Linked DNA regions of Homo sapiens: regions 1 and 2 are each linked to region 3. The links are chromatin contacts, found by Hi-C in ENCODE. All regions are on one chromosome and are shown on one strand. The core of a region is the stretch at or near the end of the contact, and the rest is flanking DNA. Distances in the headings are between cores, read along the strand shown. Region 1 has its middle 5.5 kb from the start of LAMB4. Region 2 holds the start of PRKAR2B (protein kinase cAMP-dependent type II regulatory subunit beta). Region 3 holds the start of IMMP2L (inner mitochondrial membrane peptidase subunit 2).

What was found. A loop is a pair of places that touch in the nucleus more often than their neighbours do. Pooled maps may share reads with other maps.
Region 1: a pooled map shows a loop between it and region 3 (5-fold over the local background). The contact joins the enhancer-like site here to the promoter of IMMP2L in region 3. A Hi-C loop is called at or near these places in 4 of 50 pooled maps.
Region 2: a map of CD4-positive, alpha-beta T cell shows a loop between it and region 3 (6-fold over the local background). The contact joins the promoter of PRKAR2B here to the promoter of IMMP2L in region 3. A Hi-C loop is called at or near these places in 2 of 168 maps with a recorded cell type or tissue (CD4-positive, alpha-beta T cell and naive thymus-derived CD4-positive, alpha-beta T cell) and 4 of 50 pooled maps.

Annotation. Positions count from the first base shown.
Region 1 is chr7:108,134,484-108,137,183 of GRCh38, forward strand. No RefSeq gene overlaps it. Among named protein-coding and RNA genes, the nearest start is that of LAMB4, 5.5 kb to the left of the region's middle. Within about 2 kb of position 1,313, at least 4 of the 41 ENCODE cell types and tissues checked have a DNase peak (open chromatin) inside an H3K27ac peak, as active enhancers do.
Region 2 is chr7:107,043,402-107,046,101 of GRCh38, forward strand. It overlaps PRKAR2B (protein kinase cAMP-dependent type II regulatory subunit beta), which reads left to right and starts at 1,304. Exons shown (of 11, transcript NM_002736.3): 1 at 1,304-1,813. The coding sequence starts at 1,507. RefSeq lists silencers at 1,057-1,616, 1,403-1,697.
Region 3 is chr7:111,561,223-111,563,922 of GRCh38, forward strand. IMMP2L (inner mitochondrial membrane peptidase subunit 2) reads right to left here and starts at 1,270. Exons shown (of 6, transcript NM_032549.4): 1 at 629-1,270. RefSeq lists a silencer at 802-1,431.

The DNA of each region.
Region 1 (2,700 bases), core at 63-2,562, 3.4 Mb before region 3:
TAAAAACTTCTCCTTTGAACTGGTCATAACATTCTCTTGTTTCTCTCATTAATGAACAAATTGAATAGAATCTTTGGTATATATTTGCTTTATATTTGTATAAGAGTCATGATTTTGCCTTTAAAAATATTAACCCTTAACATCTGCTTGGCATTCCTAAGTGTGCCTGTGTGGTGTATGTGGTTTCTCCTGCATGGAATGTTTTGCCTACTTTATCTAGATCAAGGATCAGCACTCTACAACCCACAGGTCCATGCTGGCCACTGCCTGCTTTTATGGGGCCTGCAAACTAAGAACGGCTTTTACATTTTTAGATATTAAGAAAAATTTTAAAAAATAGTATTTTGTGACATATAGCAATGATATGAAATACAAATTTTTGCACTCACAAATAGTTTAATTAGAACTGTCCAATTGATTATCTACATATTGTCTACAGCTGCCTTGTTTATGCTACAATGGCAGAGTTGAGTAGTTGTGAGAGACCATACCACCTGCAAAGCCAAAAACTCCTACTAGCTGACACTTTACAGAAAAATTTGTTAAGCAATGATCTACTTCATGCTGCTAGAGTCTCAGTATCACCTCCAGGTCATTTTCTCTACTCCTCCATTCTGGGCTGTGTTTCCATTTCCTGATGCATGTAATCCCCCGTGTGTGTGTCTACTTTAGCAGTTGCCATCCCTGCTGTGTGGCTGACTCTCTCCTTATACCTCCACATCTAGTCTGTAAAGCCTTCAAGGACATGGGTTTTGTCTTATTTACCCTTCCATCCCCAATGCCTAAGATAGTGACTGGCACGTAATTTGCACTCAAAATTTGTTGAATAAATGCTTCTTATCCTGTACTGGGTAACAAGGGCATTTGCATAGCATGGTATTCCGAACAAGTATTTAACAACTGGCTAGCTATCAACCTTATTTTTAAGATAAGATGACAGAAATCAGTTTTTATCTTAATCCCCAGAAATGAAATGATACAGCAAGGAAGTGTTCGGGTAGAGGCAGTGAAGACAAGCTTGCTGGGGCTTGGCAAGAGTGGCTGTGCTCTGAGAAGGTGGAATGTGCCTGGATGAGAGCACATGTTTAAAACATCTTAAGGAGACTGCCCAGTTCTAACCAGTGTCCAACCTGGGCAGAGATCGGAACAGCTTCTGGGAGTAGCTTTCTCATTGTTTTTCACCTGCCTACTTATCTGTGGGTTTCAGAGTCCCTTCTGCTTGTCTTTCCATCTCCATTAATTCTTTGGTTTTTCTGCTTTGCCCTTCTTGTCATGTCAAGAAACTTTCACCTTGGTCTTGTGGCTTCCTGTATCACTCAGTGTGTCTTACCCAAGCACGTCTCCGGAGGCCAGTTCTGCTTTCTCAGGCAGCTCTTTGTGCTGCTCCAAATTTTCACTTCCGGAAGGTATCATTGGTGAGGAAAGCCAAGGGGTCACGTCACATTCAGTAATCAATATGGGATTTAGGTGATTAAAATAGCTTAGAGAATGAAAATATGGTTAGGAACAAGATTTTCAGAAAACTCTAAGCACTCTTTCAGAACTAAGCATTGTACGATTACAACTGCTCCCCAAATTGGCATCAGTTCTTTTCTGAATCTGTTGATTCTCTTCCTCAGTCTTCAGGTGTGCTTCTCTGCCTTGTCCTGCTACAGGATTTGTCATCACTTGGATGATCTAGGAATTCAGGTCCCAGACTTGAAATCATGTGGAGTCTTATATCTCCTCCGCCTACCATAGGCCTAAGCACAAATGTCAGTTCCTCAAAGGCAGTGACCTTCTGTTTCCTTTGCAACCCTCCCACATCTGGCATATTATAGAAGCTACAGGAGGTATTGGCATTGATAAGATCATATTTCCATTTCCCACATGTTATGGGTTGAATTGTGTACTGTACCCCTCCCTCTAAATTCATATGTGGAAGTCCTAATTCCTAGTACCTCAGAGTGTGAACTTATCTAAGAAGGGGGTCATTGTAGATGTAATTAAAGTTAAGATGAGGTCATACTGGAGTGGGGTGGGCCCCTAATCCAATATGACTCGTATCCCCTTTCACATACAAAAAGGGAAATTTGGAAATACAGAGACGTGTATATAAGAAAAACACCACGTGAAGACTAGAGTTCTGCTGCCACAAGCCCAGGAACCAGAAGCTAGGAGAGAGGCCTGGAACAGCTCTTTTTCCAGCACCTTCAGAGGAAGCATGGCCCTGCTGGCACCTTGATCTTGGACTTCTAGCCTCCAAAACTGTGAGAAGATAAAATTCTATTTTTTTTTTTTTTTTTTATTGAGACAGTCTTGCTCTGTTGCCCAGGCTGGAGTGCAGTGCCATGATCTCGACTCACTGTAACCTCCGCCACCTGAGTTCAAGAAATTCTCCTGCCTCAGCCTCTCGAGTAGCTGGGACTACCAGCGTGCGCCACCAGGCCCGGCTAATTTTTTTGTATTTTTAGTAGAGACGGTTTTGCCACATTGGCCGGGCTGGTCTTGAACTCCTGACCTCAGGTGATCCACCTGCCTCAGCCTCCCAAAGTGCTGGGATTACAGGCGTGAGCCACCGTGCCTGGGAAAGTTCTATTGTTTAAACTACTCGGTTCATGGTACTTTGTTACAGAAGTCCTTGCACCCATCTTTCTTCTTCCTAACCCCAGTACTGGGATTGTGGGTCTGTTATCACTTAGAAGCCATTGCCATTTGAGT
Region 2 (2,700 bases), core at 54-2,553, 4.5 Mb before region 3:
CAAAGTGTTGGGATTACAGGCATGAGTGAGCCACTGCGCCCGGCCAAAAGTTTAATTCTTAAAATGCTCGACACAATTAGAAGCACTTAACTACTGTATATTTAAAGCAACGTAACATTATTACTATAAAGTTGTTAAGAAATGAAAATAGAGAAATACATTGGCTCATGGAGTCAATACAGGATGCATCATTAACAAAGGGTTAACATCAAGATCCATTTTTACAAGAGGGACTAGTTCGTTACATCTCTGATTTCTAGACTTGGAGTTTCCCCAGTCATGTGTTTACTCTTCCGTGGGTGGGAAGATAAATCAGAATAACCAAGTGAGCTTGCTCTTGAAATATTTTATTTACAATGATATGATAATTGTAGAAAATGAAGTATGCGTACTTAAATAGAATTTAATTGACAAAAGACAATTTTCTCTACTTCAAAATTGTAAACATTTGCAAAGTAAGCCTCATTTCAAAGTCAAAGCCTTCTACTTTAAAAGCACACATTAGTAATTCTATTTTTCTTTATACTGAAGTATTTCAATTTTTGGACATACAAGTCAAAAATCATTCAAAGCATAAAGGAAAGTTTCAAAATAATAAGCGCCTCATCCTGCACTATCCTATTTAAAAGAGATCAACTAACTTTGATAGGTGCCTCTCAATAAATGGTGCCTTTGTCTCAATAAATAGTAAATGCGTGGAGTGCACAACGGAATAGCATCAGTAAGACGAAACATAATAAACAGGATGGATCGGGAAAGGCTGGATAAAATGTGGGGAAGAAAAAGAAAGACGTCACAAAGATGGGGTAGCATTTCTTTGTCCAAAAGAGAACCAGTACCACCATAAGACTTTAAACAAAGGACATTAGCAACACTTATCATGCAACTAGATTCTAGAAGGAAAATAAAATGCCACTACTAAGGTGGAGGCTGAAGTTTCAAGACAAATCTCCTGGCACCACCTCTGCGGGGGTTCACCATGGCGAATGACGCCTGGGAAGCGGGGCGAGTGGCCAGCCCGCTCCTGGACGCGCGGACAGGTGGACACGAAGGCGGCCTCGCTGGGCCTCCCTCCGCCTCTCCCGGCCCGGGCGCGCAGCCCTGCGGTGGTCTGACAGGCGGGTGCGCGGCGCCAGCCAGCGGAGGTTGCCATGGTTTCCGGGGGTCACGTGGGCGCGCTCTCCTGCGCCCCCTCCCGCGCACCGCGGCGGGGCGGGGGCGGGGCGCCCGGGCGGGGGAGAGGCGCGGCCGCGGCTGGAGCGGGAGGAGCAGGAGATGCTGCCAGCCCTCCCGGGGCCGCGCTCGCTCAGCCGCCGCCACCACACGGAGCAGACGCGCGCCGGGAGCCGCGGGCCGGGCCAGCCGGGCCGCCGGGGCCCAGTGCGCCGCGCTCGCAGCCGGTAGCGCGCCAGCGCCGTAGGCGCTCGCTCGGCAGCCGCGGGGCCCTAGGCCGTGCCGGGGAGGGGGCGAGGGCGGCGCCCAGGCGCCTGCCGCCCCGGAGGCAGGATGAGCATCGAGATCCCGGCGGGACTGACGGAGCTGCTGCAGGGCTTCACGGTGGAGGTGCTGAGGCACCAGCCCGCGGACCTGCTGGAGTTCGCGCTGCAGCACTTCACCCGCCTGCAGCAGGAGAACGAGCGCAAAGGCACCGCGCGCTTCGGCCATGAGGGCAGGACCTGGGGGGACCTGGGCGCCGCTGCCGGGGGCGGCACCCCCAGCAAGGGGGTCAACTTCGCCGAGGAGCCCATGCAGTCCGACTCCGAGGACGGGGAGGAGGAGGAGGCGGCGCCCGCGGACGCAGGGGCGTTCAATGGTGAGGACCAGACCCCCCACTTCGCGCCCCCGGATCCCCTCGCTGCCCCCCACCGCTCCCCGCTGTGCTCTCGGATCTTGCCGCTTTGCGCACCCACCTCTCCCCGCATTCTCCACCTTTCCCTACCTTCCCATCTCGCCCACCCCCTCAGCATCCATTTCTGTCTCTCCCACTCGCCCACCTTCCTACTCCGCTCTCTGTCATACCCTCTTCCCTTCCTCTAGAGGTGGGAGAGCTGGGATGTTACGCTTCCCTCTTACCCTTTGCCCCCTCTGCCTGGGCCGGTTGGGGTGGGCATCTGCTAGAAAGACAACTTTCGCTGTGGTTGGAGGTATTTCGCTTAGAGGATACCATTGTGCATAAAGAAACTGGCCCGCTTGGCGTCTTCTTTCAGCCCTTGTATTTATTAATGGAATGTCGAAAGAGAAAAGGAGAACCGTGTTTAATATGATTGGCTTTACTGTTGTTAGGACGGTAGATTCGCTAAAAGAAGCATGAAATTGGACTCACTGGGGCAGAACAAAATTTATGGCCAGTAGCTCTGACATTCTTGGAAATAAGAGTTATCTATTATTTTCCAATTTACCAATACCGTGTTGTGTTATTTTTGGACACGTAACAAAGGATTCTATTTAGTCTGAAACCCACGGGGGTCTTTGGAACGAGGAAATGGGTTAATGGTTTGCTTTTTATATAAAAGACATATTGAATGATTTGGTGCTTTATTTTTTTAAAAGTGTATGAGAAAAACACTGTAGGAAGTTCTGAAAGCTTGTTGGTTGTCTTTAGAATGAAAAGCCAGTGAGTAATTGTAAGGATTGTGCCAGACAGTAGAGCTAGAAAGAATGAATGGGAAAGAAAAAGGAATTTTCTCAAATAGCTGCTCC
Region 3 (2,700 bases), core at 20-2,519:
CAACTTTTCAAAAGTGAATGGAATGCTTGCCAGGAGGTACCAAGAGTGAAAGCCCAGAGAAAAAGGCCCAGCCTGGTCATCTCTCTCCCCTCAAAACATCTTCTTCTGTAAGCTTGAGAGATCCCAAAGAACTTCAACACTTGTAATCTTGTTACTAACTTTATGCTTTGGGGTCCTAAAGGATTTTTTCAGGAGTACCCTTTTAAAATGTAAACATCCCTAGGGGGGTTACTGTTCATTATCAAACAGGACCTGGATTCTTTAGTGCTATGGTCTCAGGGATTAGTCAAAGCTGGCTAATAAGATAGGGGCCGGAGACAGACAACTAGAGAGGACCAATGTTCCAAGGTAAAAACAGGTAAAGGGGAAGTGCAGTTTTCTGTCGGGTCAAGGGGCTAAAAGGGATCCACATGCCCAAGCTGTTAAACTCTATAGACTGTGTGAGGCTGAAAACAGTCCGGGGCCTGGAGCCTGTGACTTTGAAGGTGGGTCCTCCAGTTCCCGATGAAAAGGTAGAATCTGGGCCCAAGTTCCCCACGAGCAGTTCTGGACATCTAGCCCTTCTCTCTCTCGCTCGCTCTCAGGATAAAGTCCTAGGTCCTTCCACCCCTGACCATTCCTTACTTACCCTTTCTCCCGCTCTTCCTCGGTGAGAAGGGGTAAGTGGTTATTTTGTGCCCTCGCCCAATTTGGCCAAAACCCTAAAAGTAAAAAACGACAGACAGACACGTGCTTTAAAATCATGTTGTTCAAGCCTGACGCTCTCCCACCACCTGCCCAACACTTCCAGGCAGAAGGCAGCGCGCCCCCACAGCGCTCCCTCACGGCCAGAGCCGGGGGCCGGACTAGGCCCCTTTGTGAGGACTGGGAGAGGGCGCGTTGTTGGGGCGCCGGCTCGGCGGGGAGGAGCGGGCCAGCTCCGGGCCAGGTGTGCCGCCTGTGGCGCCGGTTTCTCAACCTAGTTAGCCAGTGGCACCAAGAAGAGGACTAGGCTGGGGTGGCCGCCGCACGCGCCTCAGATAAACACGCGCACGCACACATGCTCGCGATCACGCAGGACTCGCGGCCGCGCACCCCTCCGCCTCCCGGCAACGCCCGCCCCGCCGGGGCCGGGGCCGACTCCCAGGGAAGGGTCCCCAGCCCAAGAGACCACCAAGGGTCGGCGGCTACGCGCCCGCCGACCCCTGCCAGCCTCACAGCCCCCCACCCGCCGCCGGACGCCGGGCGCCCGCCCTCCGCACCCGCTGCGCAGCTCAGCCCGGGGGAAGTCCCCGCGCAGACCCCGCCCTCCGCCGGCGGCAAGCTCCGCCCCGCTGCCCCGTCGCGCGCTGGCCGCCCGAAGCTCCGCCCCCGGCGGAAAACTGGTCTCTGGACCGCCCGCCCAGGTCGGGCTCAAAATGCGGCGTGGATCTGAAAGGATCAAACACAACACTAATTCAGCAAGCTATTATTGAGCACTTGCCCTAAGCTCAGCAACGTACTAATGGGGGAGACTACAATAAAGAGCCGAAAAGTCTATGAAACTGTGTCTTCAGCTCTTCCTCTTGTTTTAGAAGCCAGGAAACAGAGAACCCTCACAGTTACTTAAGTACAGGGCAGTAGTGGCAAAGCACCTCACTAGCGATCTCTGGGCAACTCTTCATTTCATTTTTTCCTACTCATGAGCACTCAGGAAAACTATTCAGTTTTGCTGCCTCCAGGTAAAACAAAGTGAGTAACACAGGACAGGCGGTTTACTTGAGAGAAACGGGAATTTCATACTGAAGCTTTTGCCCTCAAATGGTACAAACTCTTTTTTTTTTTTTCCTGAGACGGAGTCTCGCTCTGTCGCCAGAGCGACACTGCAATCTCCGCCTCCCGGGTTCACGCCATTCTCCTGCCTCAGCCTCCCTAGTAGCCGGGACTACAGGCCCCCGCCACCATGCCCGGCTAATCTTCTTGTATTTTTAGTAGAGATGGGATTTCACCGTGTTAGCAAAGATGGTCTCCATCTCCTGACCTCGTGATCCGCTCACCTAGGCCTCCCAAAGTGCTAGGATTACAGGCGTGAGCCACTGCGCCCGGCCGAATGGTACAAACTCTTAACTGGGTTATTACAACCTACAAAGAAACCTTCTTATCCATGTTATTAATTATCCTAATTCAATGTGGTTTAAAATGTTGATGAAAGTACCCAAATCATGGTGCTCCAACAAGCTGGATGCCAACCAGGTACTCGTAAGTACTTGCAATTACAGGTGCGATATTTTCATTCCATATCATCCCAAGATGCCCTTCCTTCACGTGAAGCAGCCAGAAAGATCAACTACCAGATTCCGCATGATTGAGGAATTGATAAATAGAAAGGGAAGACCGAAACCGGCCAAATTTTCCCTTCGAAGTGAAACTTGAGAAACTTGCGTGCATTTTACCTGAGTTCCTTTCTCAGCAGATAAACTGTCAGACCTCCCAGATAGTGTCAAGGAAATGCAACTTTCCAGAACACTACATCTGGACAATGAGGTGCATCTGCTGCCTGTTCACAAACTCCTCTTCCTTACCCCTCCATAATTCCCTGCTATAGAAAGCCCTAACTTTAGTCTCCCTAAGACATGTTTGAGACTGGTCTCCCTGCCAGCATCACCTGCATTAAAGCCTGTCTTCCCTGGCAATACTCGTTGTCTCAGGGACTGGTTTTCTTTGCTAGGAGCAACCCAACCT